Linked DNA regions of Homo sapiens: region 2 is linked to region 1. The links are chromatin contacts, found by Hi-C in ENCODE. All regions are on one chromosome and are shown on one strand. The core of a region is the stretch at or near the end of the contact, and the rest is flanking DNA. Distances in the headings are between cores, read along the strand shown.

The links. Hi-C counts contacts between places; a loop is a spot of excess contacts on that map. Pooled maps may share reads with other maps.
Region 2: a loop to region 1 is called in a map of gastrocnemius medialis, with 2.8 times the contacts of the local background. The contact joins the enhancer-like site here to the promoter of CPMER in region 1. A Hi-C loop is called at or near these places in 2 of 168 maps with a recorded cell type or tissue (MCF 10A and gastrocnemius medialis) and 1 of 50 pooled maps.

The regions. Positions count from the first base shown.
Region 1 is chr22:27,713,700-27,716,268 of GRCh38, forward strand. It overlaps CPMER (cytoplasmic mesoderm regulator), which reads right to left and starts at 1,271. Exons shown (of 5, transcript NR_186699.1): 1 at 1,182-1,271.
Region 2 is chr22:27,864,937-27,867,505 of GRCh38, forward strand. All of the region lies in intron 8 of PITPNB (phosphatidylinositol transfer protein beta), which reads right to left. Among named protein-coding and RNA genes, the nearest start is that of PITPNB, 53 kb to the right of the region's middle. Within about 2 kb of position 1,280, at least 18 of the 41 ENCODE cell types and tissues checked have a DNase peak (open chromatin) inside an H3K27ac peak, as active enhancers do; they include gastrocnemius medialis, where a contact is called at or near this core.

The DNA of each region.
Region 1 (2,569 bases), core at 21-2,520:
CTAAAGAGCTCAGGCTTTGGAGTGGAGCATGGGGGAGCTATGGGAGGGCTTTGAGCAAGGGAGTGGCCTGATTTAGATTTGGGCTTAAGAAAAACCTCTCTAGCCACTATCAGATAGCTTAGAAGGAGAAATCCCGGAGGATGTTAGCATCAATCAGGTGAGTGATACTGGGGGCTGAGACTGATGCCAGAGATTTCAGAAGCAAAATCAAAAAGCTTGGCAGCTTTTGGAGTCAGATGGAAGGCAGCGTGGAGAAGGGGGCCCAGGGAAAGAAATAGGAAGCTCAAGTTCAAGGCCTGGCCTTCTGGGGCTGGGGTGCAGTTTCCTCTTCGGAAAATGGGACTTCATAATGTCTGCCCTGCTAAACTCAGAGAGTTGGCATGAAAAGCAAGTGATAGGATGACTGGGAAAATGCCTTGAATTGTATACAGCAGGGTCGGCAAAGGTTCCCTGTAAAGAGCCAGACAGTAACTACTTTAGGCTTTGTGAGCCATAAGTTCTCTGTCCCTCCTACCACTCAACTCTGCACCACAGACCATACATAAACACGTGGGTGTGGCCGTATTCCAATCAAACTTTATTAGCCCGGGGGTTGTGGTTTGCCAACCCGATTTAAGGCGATATGCAAATACCACCACTTTCTTCTGAGCACTCCTGATATCTCTTCTCTCTTGGCCCTGATTTCTTCCTATTTGTTCTGTCTCCAAAGATCACAGCCCAGAGAAAAAGAAAGTACACTTGGCCCTCCATATATGTGGGTTCCACATCCATGGACTCAACAAACCAGAGTGAAAATATTTGGAAAAAATAAAATGGATGGTTGTGCCTGTACTGAACATGACTTTTTTCCTTGTCATTATTCCCTAAACAATACAGTATAACAACTCTTCACATAGCATTTACATTGTATTGGTATTATAACTAGTTTAGAAATGATTTAAAGTATGTGGGAGGATATGCGTAGGTTATATGCAGATAATACTCCCTTTGTATATAAAGGACTTGAGCATCTGTGGATTTTCATACCCATGTGGTATCCTGGCACAAATTCCCCCTGGATGCTGAGGGATGACTCTACTTCTCCCTAGGTACTCATTGTATAAATGAGGAAACTAGATGAGAGTGAGAAGACCTACACTTAGTAGGTGGTTTTTAACTACTTATTGGTTGAATGAATGTACCTTAGGAGATCCAATCCATGAATAGCATTCATGCCCCAAATGGCCAATCTTATATTCGTGGCAGACATCACAAATCAATCCCAGCATGCTTCTCCGTGGAGCATTGATTCGGCTTCTAAATTCTCAAGTCAACGTTCCAAGTAGTCACCTTCTATTGAGATCAGCACATAAGAAGAAATGCAAACTAGTTCAACCCTTCTATTTTGTAGATGAGGAAATGGAGGCAAAATAAGGTGTCATGGGGGGTCTGGGTGGACCAGCTGGTGCCCTCTGGCTGCCTGTTTCATCCAGCCTGTCCAGAAGCTCCAGAGAAGCCCTCGTCCAGCTGGGAAGGCAGGGGGTGCCAGAGAGAAGCACAGCTGGACAGCTGGCATGGGCTCATCCCAGCGCCTCCCTGCCCAGCCACACTGCGATCGGCTCTGGCGGTGTCCCTTCTGTCCCCCACCCGCCTGCTCCCCACAGCTGCTCTTTTGAAAGCCCTGCATGGGAAGCTGTTGATGCGTCTCTCTGTTCCCTTTTCAGACCATTGTCCCCTCGCTGGCGCCAGCCGTGTTCTTCTCTTGGCTGCTTAATTAACAGTATTATTAAAGCCTAGAGGAAAGAGTCACCCAGATCCTCCCTCAAAGCCACTCATGCTTGGGAAGAGGAGCTGCAGGCAGACAGGAAGCAGGGGCTGGTGCCAGGAGATGCCCCCTCCCCGCCTCCAGGGCCCTTCACTTGCCAATGCCCAGTCGAACCACTTTTCCCCACCTTCCTGGGGCAGCCATTGAGGGCCTGGGAGGGAAGAGGCAGGGAGGAGGTGACTTGCAGCAAGCTTGTCTGGAAATACCCAGATCTGGTTGATAAACCCTGCTCTCAGCAATGGGTGCCAGTCTTCGGGGAGAGGAGCTAGTCCCCCAGCCCTGGGATCAGCTCAGAACTCAACAGTCACATCCTCACTACCTCCATGCAGAGAAGAAGCAGAAGCAGTAGCGGGAAAACATGTCCAGTAGCTGTGTGACCTTGGGCCAAACCATCGCTGTCTCTGTGCTCAATTTCTCCTGTGTAAAAAGTGCTTCTAATGCACCTAGTCCGGTGCTAAGCACTTCATGTGCATTATCTTACCTATTCCTTGTTCCAGTAATCTACTGCTGTATTACAGATTACCCCAAAACATGGTGCCTTAAAGCAACAACAATCATAATCTGTAATTTATGCAGGGTGCAGCGGGATAGCTCATCTCAGCTCCACATGGCATCAGCTGAGACAACTTAACTGTGGGGCAGAGAACCCACCTCCAAAATAGCTCACTCACATGATTGGCAAATTGGTTTTAGCTGTTAGCTGGGAGCTCAGCAGGAGCTATCCACTGGGGGCATGGGGGTGGGTCTCCATTCCTCTCCATGGGC
Region 2 (2,569 bases), core at 30-2,529, 150 kb after region 1:
AAAAACTCTCAAAAAAAAGAAAAAAAAAGAAAAAAATTCAAATAACAGTTAACAATGTGGGAGAAAAAAAGGAGAATTAATATAAATAGGTATCTATGTATGGTACAAACATTCCTAACAAAATAAACTACAGGAATCAGAAAATATACCAAATAATAGTAATTAAATGAGACTACAACTAATTTTTTTCTTTTGTGTACAATTATTTTCAAAGTTATCATTTAAAAATTTAAAAAAACCTAATACACTGAAAAACAAATTGACTCTAAAGAAGTTTTTTTGCCCTCAGCAGAGTATTTTCGGACAAAGACCAACTTTACCCTAAATTATCTGGGTACTATTTCAAGTCTTCATTCTTCTTTCACTATAAACAATCTGGCTTTTGGCTTCTTTTTTCTGATGTTTAATAAATTAAATCTAAACAAAGCTAAACAAAATCAAGTTAAAAGCTGAATTAAGATCTTTAATACGTAACTTTAGTCCATCCCATATTTAATTTTTCTTGAAAGCAATCACAAGGTATACATGCAAAATAAAATGATCAACTCTTCTAGGTTATCAGCAACATGCTAGTGAAGAAATGTGTAACCTTTAAAATGTGAAAAATCTCAATGGGGCAAATATTTGGGACCCCACTCTCAGAGCAATGTTCTAGAATCCACAGGACCCAAAGAAGTTCCAGCGTCTCTGCCTAGCTCTCAAGAGGTTCACAGCCTGTGGCAAGGCAAAGCTTCCTCTCTGGCTTTAAAAAAATACAAATGTTGCGCGGAGGGTGAAAGGAAGGAGAGGAACAAAAAAGATAACTATTGGGTATGGGCAGGGGAGGGGCGGGCGGTGAGAAATACTATGTACAACAAATCCCCGTGACATGTGTTTACCTACATAACAAACCTTCACATGTACCCCCAAACCTAAAATAAAAGTTTTAAAAAAATGTTTTCTGATTCTTTCTTCTTCATTGGCTAAAAAACAACCCCAAAGCAAATAAAACCAAAATCTGAATTAAGATCTTTGACACATAACTCCAATCCAGCCCAAACCTAACATTTTCCTCCTCTAAGGCAAAACAGTTAACTCTTTGCTAATCTGCGAGTAAATAAAATGATTTTGCTAATAAATTGAGTTTTACATAAAGCATGAAAATTTAAAAGGACAACTTAAAAAGGTAAAGAATGGTTGATTACAAAGAGAACAATCAAAAGTTCTACAAGATGAACGTCATGGGCTAACAAGAACCTCAAATTATGACTCATTGCTACGTAATTTAAATTTCATCTGTAATACAGTAAGCACTAGTTGTGAAATGTTTCCAAAATTGTATTTAAATAGTTTGTATATTCACTGAATTCCTTACATTTCATGTTTCTAACTGTAAATGAAACTCCCAAGCCTGAGTCATGTTTTTAATTTAACAACACATATTAGGTTACTCTAAGGTATGTGGATGAGGTCTTAGGGGGAGTAATGTATACTAGAGGCACACAATGTAACTAAACAAAACACAGTGTGTTTAACTGGAGGAGTGAGCAATCAGTACATGTTATCCACAAGAACTAGTTTCTCGAATCTGTGACAAACAAATATAAACAAACGTAAAAGAGATTTAACATTTTTTAAAAAGAATCCAAAGGCATTCTGGAAATGTATTTTCTAAAAATACAGTCCCTTCAGTTTCATGAGACTTGTCAAGTTTACACATACTTTTTCCTATTTAAAACTGTGTTGGGATGAAGATGGAATAGGTATGTGCTACACTGAACCAGAGTTAACGCTTTGCAAAGACACAGCAGTTTCTGTAAGGCTCATAACTGTCTTCATATTTTCATTTTTCAATTTTAGGCAATGTGAATGCTTAATTTCAGCTGCTGATTCTGTGATGTTAAGTTTCCAACCCAGATTTCACCAAGAAAGTTAAAAATAAATGCACTGCTGGGAGTGCTGCCAGTGTGTGTGCATCAGTAAATATCAACACAAGATTACGAAATATATGTGACGTCTATGTACTGAAATTTCAAGCAGAACCCCATTCCCCAACTCAGCTATTCTCTCTATTTAGGTAACCTAAACTTTATTTAGGTAACCATTTATTTTAGTAGCCATTTGGACAGACCTAAATTGGACATTATATTTCTGTAAATACATGGGAAGTCCAATATTTGATTTTTATTTGGTTTAAGGTAGTTAACTTGAATCTAGCAAATACTTACAAGCCCCTACTATGAGCAAACCTCCCTGCTTGGCACTGACCCATATCAAGGTAAGTCAGACACAAAGCCTACCGTTTAAAATTCAGTGTGAACAACAGGAGATGGAGGAGGTGGGGGGAAGGAAGACAGGGGGAATACATAAACCACCACCCTGACCCAAGACACACTGGGAGCCATGAGAAGGTCATCGGCAAGACTCTAGTGGCATTCAAAGGTGGGGAAGTCCCATCTGGTGGGGTAAATGGAAAATATTAAATGGAAGAAGTAAACATGAGATTAAATGTGAGTTTAAAAAGACTGAACTAATTGTAGGTTAATCTAATTTCACAAAAAGGCGAAATAAGATCCAGACAGGAAAGCTT